2 separate regions of the Homo sapiens genome follow, and region 2 is linked to region 1. Evidence: chromatin loops called from intact Hi-C (ENCODE). Cell type or tissue: heart right ventricle. All regions are shown on one strand. Links, peaks and the distances in the headings refer to the core of each region. The heading gives the core; the rest is flanking DNA. Region 1 overlaps HDAC4 (histone deacetylase 4). Region 2 overlaps HDAC4 (histone deacetylase 4).

What was found. A loop is a pair of places that touch in the nucleus more often than their neighbours do. Peaks named below come from ENCODE experiments on the same cell type or tissue, not always from the same donor. Only the 100,000 strongest peaks of a DNase experiment are listed, where the experiment ranks them.
Region 2: a loop joins it to region 1, with 2.1 times the contacts of the local background. A loop is called at or near these places in 12 of 110 quality-filtered maps.

Annotation. Positions count from the first base shown.
Region 1 is chr2:239,333,700-239,348,752 of GRCh38, forward strand. All of the region lies in intron 2 of HDAC4 (histone deacetylase 4), which reads right to left. Among named protein-coding and RNA genes, the nearest start is that of MIR2467, 11 kb to the right of the region's middle. In heart right ventricle, for the core only: no CTCF peak of the experiment used is centred there; DNase peaks (open chromatin) are centred at 4,061 and 6,519; H3K27ac peaks cover 1,494 bases.
Region 2 is chr2:239,384,675-239,399,727 of GRCh38, forward strand. The region is part of intron 1 of HDAC4 (histone deacetylase 4); the gene reads right to left. Among named protein-coding and RNA genes, the nearest start is that of HDAC4, 8.8 kb to the right of the region's middle. RefSeq lists an enhancer at 1,219-2,069. In heart right ventricle, for the core only: CTCF peaks have their summits at 8,815 and 12,650; DNase peaks (open chromatin) are centred at 8,807 and 12,377; H3K27ac peaks cover 1,783 bases.

The DNA of each region.
Region 1 (15,053 bases), core at 2,647-10,646:
ACCATTTTTTGTAGATGGAAAAAGATCAAATATCTGCAATTTCACATGACTCCATCTAATATTTTAACAGCTGCTTATCAGAAAAACTCAGCAAACTAAGAACAAAAGTAAACTGCATTCATCTCATGGACTACACAGAACTTATAGCAAATTTTATCTATAATGATGAAATACTAAAAATTTTTCTCTTGATATTAGAATAAGACATAGATGCCTACTACTACCAATGACTGATATAGATGCCTACTATTACCATTTGACTGAAGGTCCTAGGCAGTGCAGCAAAGCAAGAAAGACATAAAAGTTTTAAAAATTAGCAAAGAAGAAATGAAACATTCACCGTCCATAGACAATATGCATTAAAAACCCAAAAGAATATATAGATAATGAGTATAATAATAAACACTGTGCGAGGTATCTGGAGACACGACAAATATACAAAAATGAATTGTGCTTCTAAACATTACAAAAATAAAATTCCCCCAACAAAACAGCATAACCTAGAAGTAAATCTAACAAAAGAAATAAAAGACCTCTAGGCCAGGCACGGTGGCTCATGCTTGTAATCCCAGCACTTTGGGAGGCCGAGGAGGACGGATTGCTTGAGGTCAGGAGTTCGAGACCAGCCTGATCAACATGGTGACGCCCCGTCTCTACAAAAAATAGAAAAAATTAGCCAGGCATGGTGGCATGTGCCTGTAATCCCAGGTACTCAGGAGGCTAAGGCACGAGAACTGCTTGAGCCTGGGAGGCGGAGGTTGCAGTGAGTTGAGATTGTGCCACTGCGCTCCAGCCTGGGCAGCAGAGCAAGACTCCATCTCAAAACAAACAAATAAAAAAAAACTAAGACCTCTATACTGAAAATTACAAAATATGATCGAAAGAAATTACAGATGCTCGAAAAAAATAGAGAGACGTAGCATATTCGTAGATTAGAAGACTCCTAATAAACTGATTTCATATGCAAATCAGTGGATCCCAATTGAGACCACAGCAGGTATTCTGTTGAAATTGAAAAGCTGATTTTAAAATTCATATGGAGGCCGGGCGTGGTGGCTCATGCCTGTAATCCCAGCACTTTGGGAGGCCGAGGCAGGTGGATCACAAGGTCAGGAGATCAAGACCATCCTGGCTAACACGGTGAAACACCCCCCTCTACTAAAAAATACAAAAAAATTAGCTGGGCATGGTGGCGTGCACCTGTAGTCCCAGCTGCTGGGGAGGCTAAGGCAGGAGAATGGCGTGAACCTGGGAGGCGGAGCTTGCAGTGAGCCAAGATCGTGCCACTGCACTCCAGCCTGGAAGACAGAGCAAGACTCCATCTCAAAAAAAAAAAAAAAAAAAATCCATATGGAAATGCAAAGGGCTAAAAAGAACCAAAACAAGCTTTGAAAAGTTTTAAAAAGTTGGAAGACCTACATTATTAGATACTATGGTTAACTGCAAATCTATTAGTTAAGACAGTGTTGCACTGGTACACAGATATGCAAACAGACCAATGAACTAGAATAAAGTGCAAAAACAGATCCATTTATATAATTTATTTCACTTATGACAAAGTTGCATTGGATAGCAGAGAAGAAAGGATGACTCTTTTAAATAAATACTGTTAGGCCAACTGAATTTCCAAACGGAAAAGTAACTCTCAATCCCTACCTCACACATAAAAAAAAAAAAATTCCCAGTGGATCACAGATCTAAATGAGTGATAGAACAATGAAGTTTATCAAAAATAATATAGAATATCTTCAAATAGGCATAGATAAAACTATTAAATTGGACTATTAAAATTAAGAGCATCTGTTCAGCAAAAAAAAAAAAAAAAAAAAAACACCATTAAGAAAGGGAAAACGCAGCACACACATAGAAAATAGCAACAAACAACAAAAAGCTCATTCATAGCCAGTGTACAGAAATAGCTCCTACAACTCAGTAAGAAAAATAAAGACAAACCAATTTCTTAAATGAATAGAAACTTCTCCACCAAAGATGACATCTAGTTGGTCAATAAACGTATGAAAAGGTATTCAACATTTTTAGTAATCTGGGAAATACAAATGAAACTACAATAGTTAAAATGAAAAAGAATTACAGTACCATGTATTGGCAAGGACAGAGCAACATTCTATAGGTCAGAGTGTAAATTGGTACAATCAATTTGAAGAACTGTTTGGCACACATACACCTTATCAAAAGAATTGCATACTTATATGAACCAATTGAAATATACAAGAATGTTACAGTAGCATTATACATAATTCCAAACTGGAAACCACCAAAATGTCATCAGCAATTGAACCAATAAATAATTTGTGATATGTTCATACAATGAAATATTATATACCCATTAAATGAAGAAACTACTACTATAAGCCACAATATCAATAAATCTAACATATTGTCAAGTGAAATAATCCAGACAATAAGAATAAGTATTACGTGATTTATATGACGTTCAAAACCAGGAGAAACTCATGTTAGAAGCTAGAGAAGTGGTATCTAGAGGGTGTGAGAGTGAGGGTACAGTAACTGAGAGAGGACATATACGGGGCTTCTGGGTGTTGGGATGTCCCATTTCACAATCTGGGTAGCAGTTACAGGCATCTTCCTTTTGGGAGAGTTCATCAAGCTAAGCAGTCATGATTCTTGCACTTTCCTGGATGCCTGTGATACTTCAGTTAAAAAGTTCACTTAGACATTGGCGGTCTTCAAGGCTACATGTTTATAATAACAACAATGGAAAGGCTGAAAACAAACTCCCTGTCCACCAACAATGACTTGTTAAGTTACTCTACCACATCCATGCACAACCATAAAAAAAAGAGTCCCCAAAGGAAAAACTGTAAAAGCTAGGTGCTAAAGTAACTACAGTATACAGCCATTCATGAACAAACATTAAGCAAAAGAGAGTATCTATAAATGTACTTCATTTTGTGAACTCAAAATTCTTGACATATTTTATTAAAACTTGAGTAGACAGTAGAGAGAGCTGCCATATACCCTACCAATACCACCTGCACATTCCCCGCGATTATTAGCATCCTACCTTACTACGGTATGTTAGTCACAATTGGGAACCAATACTGACATTACTGTCATTAACTAAAATTCTAGAGTTTAGGATTTCCTGAAGTTTCCCACTAATGTCTTTTACTGTATTCCAAGATCCATCCAGGATCCCATCCAGGAATTCCACATCACACTTAGGTGTCGCATGTCCTGAGATCCCTCCTGGTGGTGACAGTTTCTCAAAGGATGCTTGTTTCTGATGACCTTGGCATATCGAGTGGGCCTGGCAAGAGTAGACTGTAGGAAGGGTGTCTACTGGAATTTGTCTGATGTTTTTCCCATGGTTGGACTGGGGCTATGGGTTACTGAGAGGAAGACCACGGGGGAAAGTGCCATTCTCATCATATGAATTGATTTTTAAACACATGGACTAGAATTAACACACACCCACTCCACTAAACTGGTTTTACTGAACAGCAGGTTGTCACACAAACGGCTCCAAGGGAGGGAGTGGAGGAAATGGCAAGGCTCGGAGACACTGCTGTCAGATGCACGTGAGACTCAGCTGTACTCACCGGCGAAATAAACGTTTTGGCTCCGGGAAGGCAGAAAACGTCCACTTTGAGAGAAACTCACACCCTGCATAAGCCACTAACCGGTGGGGACTCCCACGCCACACATCGCACCAATACAAGCTCCATTCACAGAAAACCCCACTGCAAGTCGGTTATCGCTGCAAACTTCCTCTCTCTAACAGGAAGAAATCAGGACTCACGGGAGTAAGCAAAATGAGGCCTAAATCCGGCAAGCGAGGAAATCAAACACTTCCATCTTAATCACATATTATAGCGATGAGCAACCGAGTCAGATGGCCGCTGCTGGGTTTGACATTTTGTGGCTCTTCCTTTCCTCTGAGCTCCCAACTTGCTTCCAAGAATGAGGATAAATTAACATCCACATATCTGACCAGAGCCAACTTCTGCTCCCAAACATACGGCGACGGGGGAGACAGGATGCACCCAAAGTGGCCCCTGGCTGTGCGTGACAAAGCTTTCCAGGAACAGAGCGAGCCAGGCAGGACAACCGGCTTCGGCTGAGATCTGCAGACTGGGCCCTGGCAGAATAAATGAGCGGACTGGACCCAGTCCAGGCTCGGGACAATTACAAATAGCAAGAGAACAAGAAATGCTGGCTTGTTTTTGTACACTGCTATCTCTTCGGGGGCAGAAAGACAAAGAAAAAGGGGAGAAAGAGGTGGATCTGGTCTGGAAATCCCAGGAAAGCCAGGCCATGCAGAAGGCATCCCCCAGCACACCGAAAGCCAGGGAATCTGCAGCCTTGAAGGTGAGGCTCAGCCCCGCCCACCAGCCAGGTGCAGAGGCTGCTCAGAGAGCACAGGCAGGTACTCCAGACAAGCACAGAGAGACAACTCCGCTCCCAGCTGGCTTGGTCTGTGCCACCAGCTGGACGTGTTTTATCTCAGTCCCAAAATGCACGGTTTCTAGACCTCCCGTGGCACCTCTCTCGCGACTCAAAGCCAGTGCAGTGAGTTCCTGGAGGCCCATGCAGCTTCCTATCCACCACGTCCCTCACCACCCTCTAATACAACTGGGGCAGCGGCAGCCTCTACTCGTTACCCTCTCCTCCCGCTTCCCTTCATTCCATCAGTGCCCCAAAATCCCTATTACAGGAGGCCTTGTCTGACCCCTGCAGCAGCCCAGTTATCCCTGAGATTCTCACACCGACCTTCGTCCAACCCCCTAGTGCAAACATCAAATGACACCTATTAAAATTGACACACTAAAAGAACGGCTGCATCTGAGCTCAAAGTTTATTCACACTGAGCTTTTAAAATCCAAAACTACCATTTGATGTTCAAAATTTAAATAGCCACTACATAAAATAGGAAAAAATAAATTCCTTTTATTTTTCTAAGGGAGTTCTCCAAATCCTCAGCAGCTGCTATGAGATTCCCGTGGATTTTTAGGTACAAAGTTCAGACTGAGAGGACCACAGTATTCAATGAGATTCTGAGCTCAGTCCATCCAGAAGATTCCATAAGCATCCAAGGCAGAAGTGAGATTCAGCCACCAACCACATTTCAAAAGCCACTGGTGGAGGATTCCAGAGCAGGTGTCATCCAGGGCTCAGGGCCTCCAGGCTCCCCCCAAGGCTGAGATTCTACCAAAAGCGTAGGTTCGGTTCCCCAGTGGCTGAGTTTTGTTTCCGGAGAGCATGTGTGTTAAACTGACTTGAAAGGTATCCAAAGAAACTGTGAAGGCAGAGGTCATCTGTATTTAAGAAAACTATGTATTTAGTTTACATAAAATCAGAAAATACAGAATCTGGCTTTGAAGAAAACAATGGTAAAGATGTTATATTGACAAGTAATTTTAACCAATGTCTCTGAATGAATATACCAACTCAGATACATCAGCCACCTGCTGTTCCTATCCAGGTGAAGGCCGGCTGCCCTGCCCTCCCCTTCTGTCATAAGAGGGTCTGGGGTTGCCTGTAAACACAGGGCTGCCCCACTGCTCACTGTCCCAGTGAAGTCCTTTGCTCTGCCAGTTTCCATCAGCTGCAGGGCCAGGTGCCGACAGAAGGCAAAAGTCAAAGCCCAGTATCTTTCTAAAGAAACAGGGCCCGATGAAAGGAAGCAACCTCAGCCCCAGGAGGCAATGGGCCCAGTCCAGGTCACCCCGGACACAGAGCCACCCCTGGGCAGTGATCTCCCAGCTCCTGCCCCTGTCCATTCCCCAGGTGAAGCCTAAATGCTCTGATCTGGACATGGGTGAGGAGCACCAAAGCCATGCTCTCTCGGGTGATGTGAGCAACTCAACGGAGACCTACGTTGTTCTTTTGTTCATGAAGATAGTACTGAAGTTTGAAATAACATCCCTCAGCAGAGCTCCAGAGCAGAATCTTCCCAGAGAACCACACATGTGGCCCGCGGCCCCCTGCAATCTCCTGGCTAAGGCATTAAAAACACCATCTCCTTAGAAAATGCAGTCCTTGAGGCCACACCCATGCAAATCAGTCCACCAAATCCACTCATAACAGCATCCAGGTAACTTCCAAAGAAATGGAAACACTGATAAACACAAGAAACACCCTCCCCACATGTGATTCTCATGCATCAGGTCCTGCAGACCACAGAGAGTTCAAGGAAACCGCAGCCAAGAACCAAGAAAGCCACATCCATGCTCAGGCCAGGGCCACCGGCCTTTGTGACTGCTTCCCTCAGCAGAAGTGCTAGCAGCTGAGTAGGGAGACATCAAGACATCATGACAGAAAGAGGCTGGGGGCCTGAACACAAAGCAAGAAGAGTGGGATGTGTCCCCACCCCAGATACCCTCCTAGTTTCTAACACATTCAGGCCAGGATGGTCCCTGCAGCAGTTGGGGCATGGGGTCCTGCTGGTGCTGCTGCTCCCTCACCCCAGGACACCCCAGCTCTTCCCTGAGCCTCAGCTACACCAAGCCAGTCACAGGGCAGTGAGCTCAGCTGTTCACAGTAGGCTGTGCAAGCATGGACACAGCCCCACCCGTCTTCCTGAACCATCGAGAAATTACGTCTTACCAAATCCTACTGAGGACTGGCGAAGAACAAAAGGGAACCAAATCACAGATAGATGTGAAGGCAGATAGACAATTCAACTGTTCTCAGAAGCTACAGAGGGGCCCCAGTGGGGGCAGCCCCACTGAGCTCCAGTCTGCCACCCAAATGCCTGTTGGTGCATCTCCTAAAGGCTGGGCTGCATGGGACAGAGGAGGACCATGGTGGGGTGTCAGCACTTCCAGGCTGGGTACTCCATCGGTGCTGCTGCTTAGAGATGCCTCTGTACCCTTCCAGCTGTCAGATGGCCTCTGCACCTTATCATTCTGTTACAACAGCCTGGACATGGAGACACACACCATCTCTCAAAAACAGCCTTTGGGGATGCTCACGTGTATGTTTGTGTTCAGAAAAGAACCACCTGCCTTGAATGAAGCATCTGCTTCAAAGCCACAGGGCTCCCCGTGCTGAGGGCCACACTGAGAGGACATCTGTGCCCTGCAGTCCTCGGCCCAAGTCCACCCCTCCAGGCCAGGCACCCTGGCCCCATCCTGATGCTGCAAGACCAAGGATGAGAAGCCCACCAGAGATAAAGGGCACTGAAGATCTGGCCCCCTCTTCAGCAGTCACACCCTAGTCCCTGTCACTCAGAAAACTGGGCTCACTGCAGCACCCACTAAACATCTCTAAGGGGATCCTAACCTCCCATCTCCACCATCATCAGAGCCACCATTACCATCAAGGACTCGGCTTTCAACACGTACAATGCATCGGGCACTACAAAAACTAAAACTCCTCATCTCTCTGGTTTACCAACGAAAACCTCTGCTTTCCATGTCTCCAGTTTCCCCTAGGGCCTCCTCAAATGTTCTAGAACTCTTTTTATCCACTAGTACATCAGAAAGAAAAAATTAACCTTGCCTTCCTCCCTCCCCGATCCTTTCACAAAAACAAGGCAGTGCTATGGAAGCACATGAGAGAGACGTGGGGCGAAGGCCGCCTTTGCTCCCGCACAGCCACATTGAGACTGCAGGTGTTCAGGCAAAGACAGGGCCAGGCAGCACCTCGGTGAGCCTGCAGCAGGAAGGTTTGTGTTGTGCAGTGTCAGACCGGGATGAGGAGACAGGGCTGGAAGAATCAGCCCCACCTGATTTGGATTCAGTCCATGTGAAAACAAAGAGTGTCAAGAATTCTGCATCACACTACCTAACAGGGAGGGAGGAACTTCCCCTCAATACGGCCTTACCCTAGATGTGAAGAGGTGAGAAAGGCTTTCAGGACAACACATGGAAACCCTGAGTGTGCTCAGAACAGACTCCACATCCTTGCCTGAAACTCCAACAGCATTTCACAAACCCTACTGAATCAACAAGTCACTGAGAAACACAGTGTTAATAAGCATCCAATTTCTACATATTTCCTAGGAAAACTCATAGGTATTTAAAAAGGAATACCTTTGGCTATGAATGCAAACTAATTGAAAGAAAACCATTAGCTCTTATAATGAAAGGTATTCTCTTGGCTTTAGCAGCTGCTGTGGTCTGAATGTTGGCGTCCCCCCCAAAATTCACGTGTTAAAATCTAATACCCAATGTGACAGTATTAAGAAGTGGGGCCTCTGGAGAGTGATTAAGTTATGGACTCTCAGGAACAGGATTAGTGCCCTTATTATAGAGGTTCAAGTGAGACCCCTCACCCCTTCCAACAGGTGAGGACACAGCAAGAAGGCACCATCTGTGAAGCAGAGAGCAGCCCTCACCAGACACCAAGTCCGCTGGCACCTTGATCTTGGACTTCCCAGCCCCCAGAACTGTGAGCAAGAAATTTCTATTATTTACATATCATCCACCCTAAGGTATTTTATGATAGCAGGCTGAACGAACAAAGGCATCACCTAAACAACCACATTATGGAAGCAATCTTCTAAGAAAATGGTCTAAGCATTTTAAAATTTAAAATTAAAAAAAAAAAACTGGCTCCAATCACAAAACTTCTTTTAGGGAAAGGCTCTGAAGACAGTGGCTTCATAATAACAAATTCTGACATCTCAAGTGAATACAAACTCAAAGAGCTAATTTGAACCTTTGAGAATGTAGTTGTATACAGAAAAGAAAAAACTCCCCCAGTTAATGACCATCACTAAATAATGAACACTAAGACACACAGACCAACTTGTCCTAATTCTTTATAAATGCTATTTCAAATGGAACAAAAATAAGTACATTTAGGTCATTTCTGTATTTTGAAAAAAACAAATACGTTACAATAAGTTTTACTACTCCTTTTGAAAGTACAGAGTCTTGGTGAAAGCTAGGAAATGACAGTCATCCTGAACACTGTGTTTCAAGGTAATATCCCAACAGCTCTACAGCTGCCCGTCAGCATGGAACCACACTGGGTCCTGAGTCCGTGTTGTAGCACTGAAGGAAAGGCAGCAAGGGGACACTGGGCAGAGATGGAGGAGAGTACAGTGAGGGCTGAGGGAGATGAGGGAGCCTGGGGTCCAGTGAGAACAAAGCCACCATAAGCCAGCCGGGCTCAGGATCCTCACAGACAACCAAGAGCCCGCAGGCCCAGCGTCGTCTTGGAGGGAAACAGCCGCCTACACTGTCAAGGGGGCTCCCAAAGGCCTGGCTATGGGCTTCGGTCTCCAAATCAGCTGTGCCTAGCTCCCTGAGAGGCAGAATTTATCTTTTCTATTTGTATTTGTTTTCCTAAAAAGGGGGAAGGAGAGAGAAGCAAACATGAAAATAACGCCCCAAGGCCTCCATCCCCACCAATGCGTATCACTCCTGAAGGGCCAGCACTCCCAGTGTCTTACTGATTAGGTGGCTGAAAGCAAACCAGTTTAAAAGCTCAGGGCCAGATATAATTCAAAAAAGTTTAGGTATATGCCTCAGTTGATTTTTGTCTTAATTTTAATTTCTTAAAATTAACTGTAATTTTCATTATAATTTTCCCCAAAGTGCCCATTTTTTGCCATGTTCTCATGAAATAAACAAAGAGAAGGATGCTAAGTGGCCACAACGTGAAAGTTTCAGCCCAAATCTCAGAGTTCGCTTGGTTATGCCAATCACCCAGTCACTCCTTCAGTCCCAACATTCTAAGGACCGGCAAAGAGAGCTCAGAGAAAGTTCACAAAAAGACAGAGGAAGGACAGATGAAGTTCCCTGATGGCAAAACCCATGCTCGTTGAAACCAACTGGGACACAAAAAAGCCTACGTTGCAGGACAGGGCCCCAGCCGGCGGGGCAGGACCTGCGGGAGGCCCACCAACCCTCCTCACAAGGCTGTTTCAGCCTCAGGTCCTTTCTAGGGGACAGCCTCCCTTGGCCTCCACATCCCTCAGGGGGCTTCCATGCCCAGCCCATCCCTCTCGTGGCATGAACCACACTGGACCAGAGTGCCTGCTGCCCTGCCTGCCCTGCCTGCCCTGGCCAGGGAGCTCACACAAGCAGACAGGCTCAATGCCTCTCAGGTCCCAGGTGCCCAGTGTTCTGCCGCAGAGAGGCGCACACTCCTTGAGGGAAGGTGACCGATTCTAGCGGTGCCAGATTGGCCTCTGATGCGCTGCCCAGCCTCAGCCTACCTAAGCACTCGATAGCAGTAACACTGGTTTCCTCATCTACAAAACAGAAATAACGTGTCCAGCTCACGTCACAGGCTATATGCAAGCACAAATGGAGTAGCAGCAAGCAAAACTCAGAACAAACCTGCTGTTCATTTCGTTCTCTTAAACGCGCAGTGGGGTTGACTGAGCAAGCAAGTCATCAAGGCTGATGTATTATTATGATGAGTTTTGAACACCTATGGTCAAGTAGAGCCAGACCTTTGATGGCAGTAGCTCCCGCCTCACACAGCCTGGCACCCGGAGGCAGCCACGCACCTGCACACCTGTCCACGTGCGACCTGCCCCCACTGCCGGGTGCCTCAATCACAGCCTTTCTGTTCCCCGCCAAGCTGTGCTCAATGGTTTCTAATGATTCTCACACCGCGTTTTCTATGTCAAATACATACCGGGAGTTCATTCTTAAATTTCAATATCATTAATCATCCAACATTCAGCATCTCAGAACTCAGAAATTTGCATTTCTACAATAGTGGCTTTGAAAAAGGGACACAAATGCAAATGTTCCACAAACTGTGTAAGAATTTTCAGAGAATTGCCAAAACAAACCATCAATGCTCCATTGACAGCGAATTTTCTGAGCTCTTCATAATGACTGAGTACTCGTGATTTTTAAAAGACAAAACACAATTTGAGGATCAAAAAAAAAAGTAGGTTGAAAAATAAGTCCTTATGTCTACATGATTTCCAGAACAAACCTTGACTGATTAAGATCCCAGATAATGATGGCATGGAGAATCCAGGCTAGTGACAATCTGAGAGCTGCAGACGCCCCGTGCCGGGTGGCTGGGAGGATGCACATTCAGACAGGCGGTGCTGTGCGTCAGAAAACGTACACAAGTATTTTTGAAACCTTGCCTTTAGAAAGCGGAAGCAAGCAGTACATGGGGATCAAAAGCATCTCCCACCCCAACATCAGCCGGAACTATCCAGGCATTTCTGTTGTCCTTCTCTAAAACCTCCAGTTGATGTAGGGCTGGTCTACTCTCCCACGTTCTCGGGGTTCAATCTCACTCCCTCCTATCCAGAACCCCCAGGGCTGCCCACCGCAGGGGCCATGAACAAGCTCTTCTCCAGCTGGCACCAAGCATGCTCTCAGGCCCTGCCACCTTGTCCAAGCTCCCCTGGACTCCTGCCAGCTGGCTGCACCTGCTGCCTACACACCCCCTCCTCCTGGGAGCCCTCTTGGGCCTCCTGCAAAGCCACTCTCAGCTCCCAGGCTTTCTCATTACCTCCCGCCACCTTGTTTCTGAGCAAGGGCCATGCTCAGAATCTGCAACCCACCTGTCACCAGAAGCTCAGAATCAAGGTCTTGGGTTAATTGCAGGTCTTCAAAATTCCTTTTCTGCCCCTTAAAACTTTGTAGTACTCCTGGCCGGATACAATGGCTCATACCTGTAATCCAGGACTTTGGGAGGCCGAGGGGGCAGGATTGCTTGAGTCCAGGAGTTGGAGACCAGCCTGGACAACATGGTGAGATTCGGTCTCCACAAAAAATTTTAAAAATTAGCTGGGCGTGGTGGCATGCAGAGGTGCATGCCAGAGGTGGTCCCAGCTACTCGGGAGCCTGAGGTGGGAGGATCGCTGAAGCCCAGGAAGCTGAGGCTGAGGTGCATACCACCACACTCCAGCCTGGGCGACAGCAAGACCCTGTCTAACACACACACACACACCCAACACACACACACGGACACCCTAACACACACATACACACACCCTAACACACACCCTGTGTAAAACAACACTCTCAACCCTGTCTAAAAAACACACACTCCCTAAAACACACACACCCATCTCACACACATGCACTCACCCTAACACACACACCCTAACACACATACACACCGTCTAAAACACACACACCCCCGTCTCACACACATGCACTCAAACACACATACACACCCTAACACACATACACATCGTCTAAAATACACACCCCCGTCTCACACACATGCACTCAAACACACACACCCTAACACACATACACACCGTCTAAAACACACACACACCCCCATCTCACACACGTGCACTCACTCTAACAAACACACACATCCTAACACACATACACACCGTCTGAAACACATATACCACCGTCTCACACACTTGCACTCACTCTCACACACACATCCTAACACACATACACACCGTCTGAAACACACACACCCCCATCTCACACATGCACTCACCCAACACACACACACCCTAACACACATACACACCGTCTGAAACACACACACCCCCATCTCACACATGCACTCACCCAACACACACTGTCTAAAACACACACACCCTGTCTAAAACACACATACATACCTTAACACACACATATCCTGTCTAAAACACACACCCATACTTTAATACACAGACACCCACACCCTAACACACATACCACACCCTAAAACACAAACACACCCTAACACACACGCATACAGACCATACACACCCGTCTAAAACACACATACACACATCTTAACACACATCCTGTCTAGAACACACACCCATACTTTTAACACATAGTCTAGGACACACACACCCTGTTTAAAACACACATACATACCTTAACACACATCCTGTCCAAAACACACACCCATACTTTAACACACAGTCTAAGACACACACACCCTAACACATACCACACCCTAAAACACACAAACACACCTTCACACACACACACACACACACAGACCATAACACACACACCTGTCTAAAACACACATACACACCTTAACACACACACACTCTGTCTAAAACACACACCCATATCTTAATACAGTCTAAAACACACACACTGTCTAAAACACACACCCTAACACACACATACCCTAACACACACGCTCTAAAACACACCCTGACACACACACCCTGTCTAAACACACACCCTAACACATACACCGTCTCACACACACACACCCTGTCTAAAACACACACACACCACCTAACACACACACCCTGTCTCACACACACCCTATCTAAAACACACACACCCTAACACACACACCCTGTCTCTCACACACACACCCTGTCTAAAACACACACACACCCTAACACATACACATTGTGTCTAAAACACACACACGCACCCTAACACACACACCCTGTCTAAAACACACACCCCATCACACGCACACACCCTAACACACATACACCCTGATTCACACACATACAACCTGTCTAAAACACACACCCTAACACACACTCTAACACACACATACACACAGACACTTTGTGGTATTCCTGAGACATTCAACCACTGCAGAGCATTATTTAAATGCCATAAAAATGCATCTTTATGGATCATTTCTATATTAAAATATAATAATCTTGGCGGCCACAATAGTTAAAATAAACAGATTCAAGATCAAATAAAGTTAGAGCAGAACATGAGGACTGGAAGCAATCCCAGAGGAGAGCCTTCTCCCTGGACTCACAGGGTTAACACTCAACAGTGGTCTGAAGCAACTGTATTACCATGAACTCACTCATCACCAAGTCATTGTGGACAGAGACTTTTTAGCTGCTTTTATGTGGATGGGGGTAGCTCAGACTGAACAGAATATTAAGAAATCATAGAATGGCCCAAATGAACACACTGATCTTAAGTTACACACGTTTCCCACAAAATCCTTTTTTTTTGTTTTGAGACAACAGTCTTGCTCTGTCGGCCAGGCTACAGTGCAGTGGCACCATCTCGGCTCACTGCAACCTCACCTCCCGGATTCAAGCGATTCTCCTGCCTCAGCCTCCCGAGTAGCTGGGACTACAGGCGCGTGCCACCACGCCTGGCTAATTTTTGTGTTTTTAGTAGAGACGGGGTTTGACCATGCTGACCAGGCTGATCGCGAACTCCTGACCTCAAATGATCTGCCCACCTCGGCCTCTCAAAGCACGAGGATTACAGGTTTGAGCCACCGCACCCGGCCACTTATTTTGTTTTGAACTAAACATTATCCGTACCTCGCACCAAGATTCCAGGAGCGAGAGGATGCTCAAGTTACCGACCACTGCCTGCTCAACCAGCTTCCTATCGAGAGCATCATCCCGGTGACCATAGACACGTCCCAGCAAATCCACGTCCCAGCAAATGCACTGCTTCCTATCGAGAGCATCATCCCGGTGACCACAGACACGTCCCAGCAAATCCACTGCTTCCTATCGAGAGCATCATCCCGGTGACCACAGACACGTCCCAGCAAATCCACTGCTTCCTATCGAGAGCATCATCCCGGTGACCACAGACACGTCCCAGCAAATCCACGTCCCAGCAAATGCACTGCTTCCTATCGAGAGCACCATCCCGCTGACCACAGACACGTCCCAGCAAATCCACGTCCCAGCAAATGCACTGCTTCCTATCGAGAGCACCATCCCGCTGACCACAGACACGTCCCAGCAAATCCACGTCCCAGCAAATCCACTGCGGGGCTCCTTGACACTGAGAACTTTTCTGGGCAAGACTTTCTCTAGGCACGAACATTCCGGAAGGGAAAGTAAATGACACTGGAGGGACGGGGTAGTGTTAAGTGGGTGGCCAAGTAACAACGTCTGCCTTTCCTGCTGGCCAGTCAAGTCACCAGTATCCTAAGCCCTTAACCACAAGGAAAGACAAGGACAGTTACTTGGAGAACTGTCCTTGGAGGAAAACAAGGGAATGGGAGAAAAAAAAGGAGGCGTAGCTTGTCCTGCCAGCAGGCCCCCGTGGGCTTTCCGTCCACACTCCCGGTTTCATGCCAGGGACTCTGGCTTCAAGGCAGAGGCTCTGTGTCCTGACAAACGCATCCTGCCCTGCCACAGCGCATCCCCTCAGGGAGGGTGTGGAGGGCTGGCCGGGCAAGGGGCGTAAGGCTCCAGGGCCTCCTTT
Region 2 (15,053 bases), core at 5,575-13,574, 54 kb after region 1:
AAGGAATGGGTCCTAGGCGGCAACAATGAGTCTGCTTTGTTTCAGTGGACATGGCCCCAGCACCATATACCCCACGGCTCTGTCCCCTGCTTCTGATCCCTAAAATGCCGATTTGTATTCAAACACATACAAAGATGACACTTTAACAATACAACAGCTTAAATAAAACTTCCAAATACATCAGCCCTCGGACCAAGCACCAGGAAGATGAGACACAGGCAGGACCTGAGGAGGGGCTCAGGGCTCCTCTCTGCACCCCACCGGGCCCAGAAACTGATGGGGAGGTGCACACCCAAGGGCTCCAGCGAGCCAGGATACAGGAGAACAGAACTGCGGACATTTTGTGCACAGGGACAGGGACAAGGCTTCCATGGAAGAGCCCTTCCCATCCCTTCCCTTCCATCTTGGCTCTCTCTCCTGAGAAGGGCACCTTGCTTCCCGGCCGCCTCCACAGGACTGGCACAATCGGAGGCCCATAGCCCCTGACTGCTTTGCGTGGAGGCCCTCTCCCCAGCATCCCCAGCACCTCAGCTGAAAGGTCTCCTCCAAGCCTCAGGAAGAAGCCTTGCCCTCAGCTTCCCTTAGCCAGAGGCGACACTCTTGGAGCTCAGTACATGGGGGCACACAGCGGGCTGGCTGCTCTCAGCAGGAGGAAGCACTGGCTGGCAGTGTCAGGAGGTTCCGGGGGCCTCCGGGTCACCTCCGAGGACTGAAGAAAAGGAGGCTCCTGGCCCACGACTCTGCCCAGCTCAGCAGCGGGGAAGCTCTGCCTCCACCCGGCTCCCTGTTGGTGGCCAGAGCGGGAAGGCAGAGCTAGAGCATGGAAATGAGTGGCCACAGGGGCCCCTGTTCCCTCTGAAGTCTCAGCCTCAAGCCCCCTGCCTGCCTGTGCCAGGAGCCCTTGCAGCTTCACGTGCACAGCACAGCCTACCAGTGGGCAAAGCCGGCCTGTGATAAGGAACACGCACACGCCTGTCCCTGATTCTACAGACGCCACCCCAGGAGCCCCAGAAGGACCATGTGATACAACAGGACACAGGGAGCCTGACTGCAGCCTCGTCCATTACTCACTACAACTCACAAAGGGGACAGGAGGCCAGGCAAGCCACGGTGAGTGCCGAGGAAGCCACGGAGGCTGTGATGACCCTTCCTGCCGGTACAGAATCAAAAAGAGGCCACTGGGCCCCGGAAAGCGGTCCAAGACAGTCTCCTACAGCTCTGCTCTGGGAGCCCCAAACAAGCCCCGGAGGCAAGGTAAACAGAGGCCCAGGGACAGGAAAGCTCAGGTGTGCCCTAAACAAGGGCTAAACAATGTGGCCAGACCCAAGGATGAGGGAGAAGGAATCTGGGTCGGGGAGGCTGGGCCAAACCCTGGAAGACCCGGCAGGCAAGGCAGAGGGGCCTGCGTTTTACTCTAGACAATGATGAGCCACAGGATGCCAGGACCAGGGCAGAGAAGGAAGGCTGAGAGTCGGAGCACAGGGAAGAGAGGCTGGGGCCTGTGTCTCGGAGGTTCAGAGCCACTGTCAGGTCCCAGTCCTGACTGTGCTGCTGGGGCTGGGGCGGCCGCACAGGGGGAGTCAAGGTCACAGACACTGAGACTCAAATGCTCAAACGGAATTAGAGGCATCCTCAGTTTCTGTACGAAAATGGGTGGCACTGGAGGGACGAGGAAAGACCAAAGAGAGATGGGTCACACCAGAGGCAGATGAGTGTGTCCCAACCACGGGAGGAACCACATGACAGAGGTTCAAAACCACCTTCCCAAGAGGAGCGTCAGCTGAGGGTGCAGGTCCTGGGGGCATCCCGGGGTGGCCGGCCAGGGGAGGGTGCGAGGCCTCTGGAGCCCACGGATGTTGGTGGGTAAGGCGTCCATGCAGAGGCATGCTTGGAGCACCACTGTGTGTTCCAGACAAGCCGCCAGACCACGTCTGGGCCTGAAATTTAACAATGTAATGCACTGTAAGGAAATCCCATGAGCACCGGCTTTAGGTGTAAGAGCTTGACTTTCATAAACAACGTAGTCACGACCTAGAGGAGCAAGAGCCACATCCCAGACACAGTACCGAGAACTTCTGCTCGTAACAAGGCTGGCCCTTGTCCAGAGACAGCCCAGTTCTAACAGTGAAAACACAGTGGTCTCCCTGGAGAGAAGAGAAGCTGGGTGAGAACTGTGCATGAGAGAGGATTTCGCCACCCTCACCACCATCAGATGTACCCATTTTAGAGAAACTCCACCCTTCCTCATTAGGTGGCAGCGATCAGAGGTGAGTGGCTGTTCTGGGTTCACCAGGAATCACGCCAGAGGAGCCAGACTGCACACGACTCCAGTGCGTGAGCACGTGTGTGCAGATGTCTGTCCGTGCGTCTATCTGTATGAGGGTGTGTGCGTGTCCGGGGAGCACGAGTGTGTGGGTGGGAATGCTTGCTGTGTGTGGCACGTGCACACGCACGTACATGTGTGTTGAGGAGGAAGAACACTCACTAGGGCTGCAGTCCTAGAACTTCAGTGGGAGCTAAAGACAGAGAAGAGGGGACTGCTCACAAGTGGCCTGGATGGGGTCACCCACTGAAGCAGCCGCGGGCCCACAAGCACCAGAATGGCTGCAGCAGGGGCTGGAGAGTGGCCAGAAGATCCCCCGGTGCACCCAGGCCAGGAGGCCACTTCCAGCCTCAGTCCCGCCGCTGCGTGCCTGGCCAGGACCACAGGGCCGGCCGCCACCAACGCAATGCCCAGGAGAGCCTCCCACCCCTTACTTTACAAAACCCCCCACCTTCGCCTGGAAGAAACCTCCTCTTAGAGGTGTGCAGGTTTGAGGTTCTCTGCCTCTCCCTCCAGCCTAGAGACAGGACGAGGCACAGCACTCTGTGACCAGAGAAAGCTCCAGCCTGTCTTCAGGCAGCATCTGTGCCAGCCTTGTGCCCCAGCTGACAGGGACAATACGCTTTATACCCAAAACAATTCAGCCAGGGCAGGGATACTGCAATTCTGATCGTGTGGAGAAGAAAACCGAGGCTTAGAGCGGTTGGGTCAATGGCACCAGAGCAGCTGGAACGTGGCTCCACCAAGATGCACCTGGGCCCTAAAAAGCCTAAAAAGCCGAGCTCCTCCTCACTCTACTTTCCAACAAGAGTGCGCCCCTGGAGGAGCCGCGCCTCCTGCCTGGGGCTCATGGTTCCACCACGCATTGCAATGGGCACTAAGGGGAGTGGAAGGCGTGGGCTCAGGAGCAGCAGCCAGCTCAGATCCACACCCCCACCCCACCGCTCTCGCTTGGGGCCGCAGTGGCCACAGGTATCAGACGGGAGGACGGGTATCCACGCCACAGGTGTGCAGGGACTAACGGACCACACGTCATAACATGGGGCCCAGCACACAGAAGACACCCACTGCAGAAACATGGCAGGACGCGGCTGGGCAGGTCCTCCCTGAAGCCGAGGGAGGCAGCGAGTTCATTCACCTCATAGCACCTGGGGTTGGGGAAAGGCTGGGCCATTGACCTCCTGTGTTACTTATCCTGACAACAGTTCTTCAAGGAGGAAACCCTGAAGTCTGCTTTGCAGATGGGTGGACCCGGATGAGGGAGGTGGCAAACTGACCACTGTGGCTCTCCGCTCGCTGGAGGGCCGCAAGCCTGGACTTTGAAGCTCATCCACCTAATCCCAAAGCACATTCCTTCTAACACACCACTTGCCCGCAGGGAGGCAGATGCGGTCAGTGCGGCTTCCAGGACTATCTGGGCCCGGGCCACGTTTGCATCGGCCTTCTCAGGCACCTGCCCACCTCTGCATGGGACAGATGAGCCAACATGGCTCAACCCTTCTCTGGAGCATCCTCAGATGACCAGCAGAGCCTTGGTCCTCTGGGTGACCTGGGTGCCTGGCCCCAGAGGGCAGCTGGACCGCACGGCTGGAAGGACCACCCTCTGGGCCCCCCTTTGGCAGCCATGGCCCTGATCCGTCCTCCACCATCCTGTGGGTTGGAGCCCCCACCCCGCCCCTTGGGGTCACTGGGCTGCAGCCGCAGGGACTCTGCCACACAGGCTCCTCCCTTCCTGGCCCCCACTCCCCACTCTAAGGGCCCCAGGCTTCTCTGCATCCAGCCAGTCATCAGCGGAGGGAGTGTGTGGAGGGATCTCCCTGCTGAGCTGCCATTACTTCTATCCACCTTTCCCACTGGCCATTTTGGCACACTTGGGCTCTGACTTCCAGGGCCCCGGGTTTTCCCAGGAAGCAGCAGAGACACAGGGAGGCCACTGTGTGTTAGTCTCCACTGCCAGAGAACCCTGCCGAGGGCTTCTCCCACAGGCCCTGGGAGCCCGCATTCTGCCTCTGGGATTGAGAGGTGAAGCCAGCTGGACTTCTGGGTCGGGTGGGGACTTGGAGAATTTTTCTGTCTAGCTAGAGGATTGTAAATGCACCAATCAGCACTCTGTAAAAATGCACCAATCAGCACTCTGTGTCTAGCTAAAGGATTGTAAATGCACCAATCAGCACTCTGTAAAATGGACCAATCAGTAGGACGTGGGTGGGGACAAATAACGGAATAATAGCTGGCCACCCCAGCCAGCAGCGGCAACCCATTTGGGTCCCCTTCCATGCTGTGGAAGCTTTGTTCTTTCGATCTCCACAATAAATCTTGCTGCTGTTCACTCTTTGGGTCCGCACTACCTTTAAGAGTTGTAACACTTGCCGCGAAGGTCCGCAGCTTCATTCTTGAAGTCAGCAAGACCACGAACCTGCTGGACAGAAGAAACCCCGGACACATCTGAAGGAACAAACTCCGGACACACCATCTTTAAGAGCTATAACACTCACCGCAAAGGTCTGCAGCTTCATTCTTGAAGTCAGTGGGACCAAGAACCCACTGGAAGGAACCAACTCCGGACACAGGATGGGGCCCACCCTGCCCTCCTAGAGGCCCGCTAAGGGATTCTGAGGCGAGGTCCGCAGAGCGTTCAGTGTGGCACCCATGCACACTGAGCCCACACCAAGACTATTCTGGAACTGCTGCTGGGATTCATGAGGCACGAGGAGCTAAATTCACTGAGGACGCTACTGGCGGCTTTCCTCCTCAGCATCTGTCCCCTTCCCCCTTCCTTCCTGACATCAGTGAATTCCATACCAGGGAGGCCAGTTCCCCAGCCGGCTTCTGGAAGAGGCATGTCCAGCACCCAGGCTGAGCCACTCGGTGCGCTCTGCACCCCGGTCACAGTGACTGGTTCAGAGTTCAATACGTGGCTGGAGCCAGACCGAAGGAGAGTGAATCCAAGACTTGCTAAGACAAAGATGCTGTCCTTCCTGATGGGTGTGAACCAGCCAGTGTATATAACCCTGGGAGCAGCGGGCAGGGCCTGTGTATCCCATGAAGCTGACTCTCCCCAGGTAGGGCAAAGAAACAAGCCCCAGATGACACTGTGGAGGAGCTGGATCAAACAGTGCCTGAATACTTCCTCCTCCGGCACTTTCTAGGAAAACAAGCCAAACAATTCCCTGAGGCCACAGTACCTAGCGAGATCCTATCTGATGGGGAGCTACCAGAAATACCTCCCTGCTCAATACCTCCCTCGAAGCCAGCCAGGTACAGTACCTCACGCTTGTAATCCCAGCACTTTGGTAAGCCGAGGTGGGCAGACTGTTTGAGCCCAGGAGTTTGAGACCAGCCATGGACAACATGGCGAAACCTCATCTCTACAAAATATACAAAAAATTAGCCAGCCATGGTGGCATGCGTCTTTGGTTCCAGCTAATCAGGCAGCTGAGGCAAGAGAACTGCTTAAGCTGGGAGATCAAGGTTGCAGTGAGTGGTGATTGTACTGTAGTGAGTGGTGATTGTACCAGTACACTCCAGCCTGGGCAACAAAGCAGGACTCTGTCTCAAAAGATATATATATATATTGGAAGCCACCCCCAAAAATCCCCTTAGAGTGCCTTTCCCACCCTCCACCTGTGGAGGAGCTGTGCCCACAGGGGCACCATGCGGCCGCAGCCCCAGCCCTGACCTCTCCCATCTCCCTGTCCTTCACTGCCCTCCAGAGCGGCACTACCCCTCACTTTGCTACCAGGAGCCGCCACATGCCTGGAGCCCCGAGCCTGGACCTGAGCACCCAGCCACGCAGCCTCCCTTGAGACACTGCAGCCACACCCGGTAGCCCTCTGACCAAGGCAGTGGGCAAAATGCACACAGTCCTTCAGGGTCCCTGCTCATGCAAATCAGAAGCAGTGAAGACGGGACAGAAAGAACCAAGGGGAGGGAAAGCGGGGCAGCCTGGATTTACGCACAGCCACAGTCTCAGGGCAGCTCCCTCTCCCAGCACACTGGGAAGCATGACAGACGGCAAAGCCGTGGCACAGTGTCCATCAGACCGCTCGAGTCATCCTCAGGGCCAGGGGCCTCGGCTCGGCCTCGATACGAATCACACTGTGGCCAAGGCGCAATCTGGACATGCCATAGCAGCTGAGCCACCATCACGAGCCGGGCTCTGCATACCGGGTAGGGACGCTGGCCCTTCAGGTCCCTAACAAGCGCAGCATGCCCTGGGGGCTGACAGTGTCCGTGGGAAGCATCACGGTGCTTCTGAGCTTTCAAGAGTCTAATCTCTGTAAACTATGACACAGTCCCTGCAAGGACAAAGGCAGACGAGAGCTTGTTCTCAAACTGTACTAAGGTCCTTCGGGGAGACGTCCACCACACCACGACCTGCTGCAGAGACACCCTGAGCAGGTGCAGGAGCTTCAGAAAGTCCTGCAGGTGCATCCAAGGCCCGGTCAGCAGCAGGCCCCGGGCAGGGGACATACCCTACTCCTCATTCCTCCCAAGACCTGCCAGCAGAGAGGGCTGTGTGTCCTCAGAGCCAGCGGGGGAGGAGGAAGAGGAAAGCTGAGTCTCTGCGGGAGAGACACTCACTCAGCAGATGACAAAGGACTCACTGAGGTGATGGGGTCATGACAGTGAAGCTGGGATCTCAACCGATGCTCACTCAACACCCCAGAGCCATGGAACACAGGACATCACTGCAAATCACTCTTGTCCACTGCAGGCACATTGGCAGTGTGACGAGCAGGAGAGAGCACATCCACCAATCAGACCCTTCACCCCACACCCACGAGAGCACCGAGGAACCAGGAGAAGGATACGTGAAACAAGAGAAGAGGCCCTCCGCAGCTCCCACGTGCCTCAGCTCTGGCCTCCGCTTAACCAGAAGAATTCTGAAAACAGAACTTCGTCAGAACGCAGCCCGCGTGTGCTGAAGCTGGCACGCTGACATGGAAAGACACTCTTCTTCAGGGAGGGACCGCGGGAAGCACTGCACATGGTTGGTTGTGAACTCCGAAGCCCAAAAGGTCAACATCCCCACCAGCTTGGGAGGTGAGTTGGATGCTCCCACACCAGGCCCCATCCTGCCCGGGCCACCATGCCGGGCAGGGGTGGGATGGCCCAGCCCGGCTGCTACCCTCGGATGGCAGCGGGCATGCACGTAACGGCTCTGCAGGTCAGCTGCTGCCCCAGCCAGCAACCGAGCTACGCTGGGCTGTGCTGCACACTCAGGGGCAAAGGAAAGCAAGCTGCTTCAGGGCAGGCACTCGAAAGGCGAGAAGACACAGGCACCCCAGTGACATCTCCTTTGATGCATCCTTCTGACCTGGAGAGCCAAGGGGCGGATTCCAACACAGAGCCCTTGAGCTGGCAAACAAGTGTTCTCCAAAGAATGGGGACTGTGACCACCTATGAGGATTTTTTCAGTGCAAAATCTGATGTAAATTTTATAGTAGAGGGGGTTTTAATATGCCAGAACCTCCCAATGGTTTTCTTTATGGCTCACTTTAAAGGTCCAAAAGGTCAGAGGGCCACCCACATCCTGCAAGCAAGGAGGCACAGTTGGCATCACTAATTAAGATACACCCCGCTTGTGTGGACCCACAGGCCATCTTCCCCTCCTTGTCCACAGCCCCCAGAGGTGGAATGGGGGTCAGCCTCCTTAGAACACTCTAACCCCTGAGCTTACGGGGCTCGGACATGAGTCCTGGGGGTGGGTAAGTCCTCAATAGCCAGCTGGGATTAGCCCCAGGCCACAGGGAGGACTGAGGCTCAGGGGCCCTTGGCCACGCTCTGCTGACCTGCTGGGGGCCCACTTTCTGCCACTTGACTTACATGGCACGGTGCCAGCCAGCAAGGCCCCTGCAGATGGGCCAGGCTGGGCTCAGCCTCAGACCCGGAATTCTGGTGTGTAAACCGGTGGCACTGGGGGTGCCAGCTCGGGTCCCCCAGCGGGTCCCCTCCAGCACGGTTTCTACACAGACTCCTGGCAGGCTTCAGTCCTGACAGCTACTCTACAGAATCCTGGACCTAGGCACAGAGGAAGCTCTCGCCAGCACTGCTAGAAGGAAGGAACCCCCTCCCTTCTGGATGCGGCCCGTCTCAGAGCCACAGGACTGGGACCCCCGGCGTGTGAGCCACCTTCTTCACCTTGCCCTTGTTTTGGAAGCTGCCCTTGCTTTTCATGCAGAAGTCCCCACAACAGCACCACCAAGCATGTGCCCCAAGGAGGGCCTAGCCGCGCCATGGACCACCTGGAGGCCTCCTTGGGATGCATCTGAATGGGCCTGCCTCCACAAAGTTAGAACAAGAGAGATCAGGTCCATCACCCAGCTGGAGCCAGGCACCAGTGCACAAAATAGAAAGAACAGAAGCAAACTCTCCATTAAATGCAAGAAGACTACACATACATGAAAACGCAAGGAAGTCCTTTGTGCAGACCACACCTCCACCCCACCCAGGCAGCCTGCCAGTTGGCCCGGCTCATCACTGGCTCACGCACTCTGGCCTCAGAGACCTCAGTCACCAGGCCACCATCTGGCCACAATGCCCTTTTCACAATGCAGCCCCGAAACTCTGGCTCTGGCTAAAAAGGACCACACCCCATTCCCACCCACCCAGCCTCCCCTTCCTCCTCCTCATCTGGGCCTGGCTCCTGCACCACGGCTCTCCCTACCAAGCAAGCCCTCCAGCCACAGCCCTGGTTCTCAGGATGGTGACCCGTGTGCACCTGCCTGTTTAGCTCCTTTTTCTCCTCTGTCCCTACCAACACCAAAGCCTCTTGTGGGCAGAGGCCAGTTTTCCTGATCAAGCCTGGGGTCATGGGGCTGGCCACTGCGTCTGGCACAGAGAATGTGTTCAACTGAGTCTCATCTCATGTAAAACCTAGTACTTGGGCTGGGGTGTAAAATGAGTATTTGCAAAATAATAACTAATCAATTAGAAATATTCAGGGAACATGGCCCCCAAGGACCACCCCCCCTCCACCCCCAACCCCACCACCAGGGAGGCCAGTGGAGATACCACAGAAACTTCTCTTCCTCAGTTTAAAAAAGAACCGCTCCAGCAAATAGCAACACATAAACCAGATGATGGGCCATTCCCAAGGGAAAATGCAATTCCATCACCGCTTGAACAATACTCCCACTTGGAATGCTGGTTCAGACTTTCAGGTCCTAAGAACTGATTTATTGTTTCAAGCTTAAACATCAATCCAGCAAAAGCACTTGACTCACACAGACGGAGTACTTCATAAACAACAGTAAACTCACAAAGCCCAACACTCACATTTTTAAACAGAGCAGACTCCAAAATGTTTATGTACACAAACATATTAATGTATCATATTAAAATTATGACGCTAAATAAGAAGTGATTAAATAATGTCATTAATTCTAATTTAAAACAAGCAGAGAAAAACTTCTTCATAAAAGCACCACTCGCCTCCTCACACGCCGGGGCCCTGGGCGAAGCGGCTGGAGAACAAGCTGCACACACCTGCCTTGGCCTTGGCACAACAGTCGCATTTGCCACTCGACAGCTGTGTTGAAGGCCCTTCTCCCTCCCATTCCTTTCTGCATCACAGAATTCCCTCCACTTGCATTTATGACATCTCCTTAGGAGCATGTAATCTCCAAAATCAGGACCAAGAAGTTCCCAGATGGGGGCAGGGGGTGTCAGGAAACAGGCAATTCCAGAGCACTGGCAAGAACCCCGCAGAGGGGCCAGGCCAGAGGTGGGGCCTCACCCCAGCTCTCCCACCCAAGGCCCGCATTGTGCCATTCACTGGGCTACCTACTCATCCATTCATTCATTCACTCATTCATTTTCTTTCATTCTTCGAGCACCTACACTGCCAAGCACAGGGTACAGAGCAGGCATGAGGCCCTCAGGGCCCCTCAATCCTACAGAGCCCCAGCTAGTAGAAAAGGTGGCATTAAACAACTAAGGTCACAATGAGCTCCTTCCTGAAATTGCACAATGGGATGCTGTTAGAAAGGAGGAAAAAAGCTATTAGGCTAAGTTTAACAGGGGATCAAAGGATGAGAGGATGAGCATGAACTGAGGGGCTGGAGAAGAGGAAGGTAAAGGGAGGCCATTCCAAGGAAGGGGAACAGTGTGTGCAAAGGCCCCGAGGTCAAAGGGGACTTAGAGAGAGCTAGAAAGTAAAGCAGGTGGCAGCTGAAACTCCACAAACACAGCAAGTGCTATCAGATGAGGCTGGTAAAACAGAGGCCAGGATCAGGCAGGCCTTCCAGGGCCCTGAGACCTTAGGATCCTAAGAATACAGGAAAGTCATGCCAGGGTTTCAAGCAAGGGAATGAGAGGTACAAACCTGCTTCTGGTGGAAACCTGGGAGACTGTTTGTAGGATGGGCTGTAGCAGAGCCCGCTCAGACCCCGAGGGTCAGTCCCCACCTTGAAGAGCTTACATGTGAGTTAGAAAAACAAATGCCCCTAAATTCTTCTATTGCAAAGCATATTTATCAACTTGCCAAGGACTTAAAGAGTACTTTTCTTTCCAATGAAGATATCTAAATGTTTTCAAATTACTACTGTAAAAAAGTAATACACGCTTACCAAAAGAATCTCTACAATACCACCATGTATAAAAGAAAAGTGTACCCCGTCTCCTCACCTCTGATGGTTACCTTAGAGACCCATGTACTTAAAACCAGGAGTGGCCCGGGGACTGCTCCAGACCCCGCCTTTCCCTCTTACACTGCACACTTCTGCCTGTCTACACATGGAGGATGCCACAGTGCAGAAATGCCAGCAGGTTTAACAAGTACTCCTTTTATAAATAATGCAGCCCCGACCTCCACACACGTCTGGATATCTACACACTTATCTTCTTTCCTTAGAATAGATTTCAAAATGTAGAACTGTGGGGACAAGGAGAATGGCATTTAAGATTTTGACACTTAAGACTTTTCTAGAGAGCAATTCGGTAATCACTATTTTATGTTTATACATTACATATATAAACTTTTTTGGGGGGGACAGCCCAGGGTCTCGCTGTGTCACTCAGGCTGAAGTGCAGTGGCAAAATCACACCTCACTGCAACCTTGACTTTCCAGGCTCACGTGATTCTCCTGCCACAGCCTCCCAAGTAATGGGGACTACAGGCACACGACGTCATGCCTGATTTTTTTTTTTTTTTTGTAGAGATGAGGGTCTCACTATGTTGCCCAGGCTGGTCTTGAACTCCTGGGCTCAAGTGATCCTCTCACCTTGGCCTCCCAAAGTTCTGGGATTACAGGCATAAGGTACCTCGCCCAGCCCTATTATATTTTATATAATAATACATATGGGTCTCTCCAGAGAGCAAATGATAATAAATAACAGCCAACATTTATATCATGCTTACTACATGCCAGGCCCTATTCAAGGAAATTTCCATACATTAACTTAAACTTTGCAAAAACCTTACAAAATAGAAATTATTATTATGACCAGCAACAGGTATCATCAAACTCGCCAATATGATAGGCATAAAGGGAATCTCCTTCACACTGAATTGATTAGTAATGCTAACCTTTCATCACTGGCACAATGATTCAATGTTCATACGTTCTGCTCATCTTGCAATGGTGATCTCATGCTCTCCTTATTGGTCTGTAAAAGCTCTTTATATATTGACTGTTAAGCTTACACAGGCATAATGTGGTATGTATTTTCTCTCTCGTCTCTTAGCCCGGCTGACGGAGTCTTTTGCCAAAGAGATTTTTTAAAAAACTCTTATCCTATTAAATCTGTCAAGATTTTCTTTAAGGTTTCTGGGTTGGTATTGAAAGAGTAGATTAACTTGGTCCTCAAATGCTTTCTTCCAATAAAATCTTCCAAGGTAATCAACAGACCGAACAACAAACACTAAAAGCTGCTCCGGCTGAAGTGGACTTGGAGCATTAGCTCCCTTCCGTCACCCCCACCTGCCTCCAGGCGTCCTGGGGACTTTGCAGGAGAAGAACATGATGTCTTCTAGTTCTGCAGTCCCACACGTGACATAAGACAGCATGAGAAAGCCAGAAGTACTGCCCAGACCTATGAAACGCGCCTGTAACAGCGCCAAGAACAGTCAACACAGCACTAGAAAGTCTAACGACACTGAACTAGAAAGGTATTCCAAATCGTCCTCTTCTCTAAGAGGCTGTGTTCGCCCAAGCACCTCGACAAGCTGAACTTCAGCTTCAAGGTCACCACCAGCCTAGAAGCAGAGGCACGGAGAGGAACTGGCCTTTGGGACTGGAGATGCAGGGGGTGGCACATGGTCCATTTCATTCTACCCCCAGTTCCTCCAGAGGTAGAGCCCACCTGCAGGACTGTGCTGACACCTACATGGTGAGTGCATGAAACAGCACGAGCCCCAAGCAGGTGCTCATCTGGCGTCAGCTACGGGAGCACGTGACAGCTGCTCGTGGCATCATCTCCTTGCTCCAGGATACATCCTCATCCCCCGACAGTGATACAGGAAGTCACGGTGGGGGCAATCTATGCAGGACCCCGACCTTCCTTCCAGGAAGTGAGTAGGAGGTGTGTCAGCAAGGCCACAGCAAGGGGACATGTAGGACCCTGACCCTCCTTCTAGGAAGTGAGTAGGAGGTTTGTCAGTGAGGCTGCAGCAAGGGGACATGGCCATTTAATGCTGCAGGCACCATGGCCCTCATGCCACCCCAAAACAGGTCCCACTCTTCCCACGCACAGAAGCCCAAGAGAAGAAAACTGACCGTATGAAGAGAACTTACTGACCTTAGTGACACTTGTTCCCACAGAAACGCTTATGAATGAGTTAAGGTCTGTTCAAAGGTAGCATCACTTTTGACATGGCACCCCTCATCTGACCTGAACCAGAAGGTGCAGTACCCGCCTCTAACGTCAAGGCCAAAAACCCAGAGCCCACCACACGGCAGGGCATATGCTGACCACCTGAAATCAAAACAAACACTCCCTCCAAATCCATCCTTTCCGACTCCTTACCCCAGGACAGACTGGGGGCTGCCAACAACAGGGCAGGGGCTCAGTCTCGGTTCCACAGCCCCAAGCTTAGGTGGAGACTGGGCCCCTTCGCCCTTCAGTTCCCCCATCCCCAGCTAGTCATCAATTCTGAGCCTCGGAGGAAAGCCCGGCCACAGCCTGTCGCCCCGCTGCCTCTCAGCAACGGCAGTTCTCTCGGCCTCTGCGGCTCCTTCGCGCCCTACATCAGGTATTAATATATTACTCATGGCAGCTTCTGAGCTATGAAAGCCCAGCCGTTTTCAATAGAGAATGGTATGGATGAATTCTACAGGAGTGATGAAATGTTTCTTCTGCTCCGGCAATTAAGACAGCATAAAGTCGCCTTTCCTTTGGTGCCACCCCCAACATTAAAGGATTGGAATTCAAAGCCATTCATGCTGCATTGAAACCTCACAATGAAGCTGGAGAATGGAAGTCGATTACTGGGCATAAATATGCAGTAGTTAAAAGGAAAGAGTTATAACAAAATTAAACTGCAGCAACCCCACAATGTGTGGAAACTTCCAGCACTAGAGTCCTCCTGGTAAACATCCATAGGGCATTCTTCTCAACGAGGTCTCTGGCCACAGAGTCCAGATGGGCTGCCTGAGCCGCACGTGGCCAGCGTGCCAGGTTGTCCTGTCCATCTTGCTACAGCAACAGCCCCCAAGGCCTCCGAGAATATGGCATTTGGGGATTTTTATTTTGCATGGCTAGGAAGCTGCTGAACACAGAACATTCTCTCTGGTGCAGGGCTCCGAGGCCACATCTGTCCTTCGTCCCTAGGCCTTCCAGGCCCATATGCAGTCCAGTCATCTTCCCTCCACCCCGTCCCCTTAGCCCAGGGCTCCCCCGGGGGCATGCCTGCTGCCAGCTCCCCTTGCAGGAGAAAGAACCCTAAAGAGGGCAGCGTTACATCTGCCTGCTGAGTACAGCCGGCTTCTTTTCTAATTGATTACTGCTCTCTTTAGGATGGGATTTGATCTCTAAAATAAAAGCCCAGAACACAGAAAGCTATAGAAGTCTTACAATGTGTTGGGGTGTGTGTTTTTAAGGCATGAAAATACTTCCCTCCCACACAAATGTGAGTTCTTCTGGGGAAAGATGCCACAGATCCCAGAGAGTAGAATATCTGGGAAAGCCCGATCAGTCTTAAAAATAGGTAATTGAACACAGATTTTAGAATTCACAAGAGCTACCTGAAAAAAAATTAAATTTCACATATTTTTGATATCCAAAACTCCATTCTGATGAAACTTCTAACTCGGTGGCATTTTGCATTTCCAATTATAATAGAGTAATTGTGTTGCCATAGTTACTGCAAAATTCTGCAATAACTTTTGTTGCTTTGTAACTGCTGTAGTGTATATTTGTGTACAAGCAGCTGAGTTTTCTTAATTCGATCTCCCTCCCTTCCACCCTCCCTCTCCCCAGCCACCACCACCACCTTTCCTGGCTAGGTCCTGAAACCACCACACCAGCCTTCTTTGGACAGTCCCGAAAATAATGCACAGAATTATCAGAAGCAATTAAAACTCCAGGCAACCACGATCATATTACAAAAGAAAAAGTGAAACCAGGTCAAGGTGCAAACCTGCCAGTATCCCCCCAGTCCTGCTGGGCTGGCGCTGGGCCAGGACTGTTTACAGGCTTACTCCCAGGCCTTAACTGCTTCGGTGATTTGTGGGAATAAACAGAAAAGCCTGAACAGAGAAAAACGGGGCGGCAAAGTGACTGCACA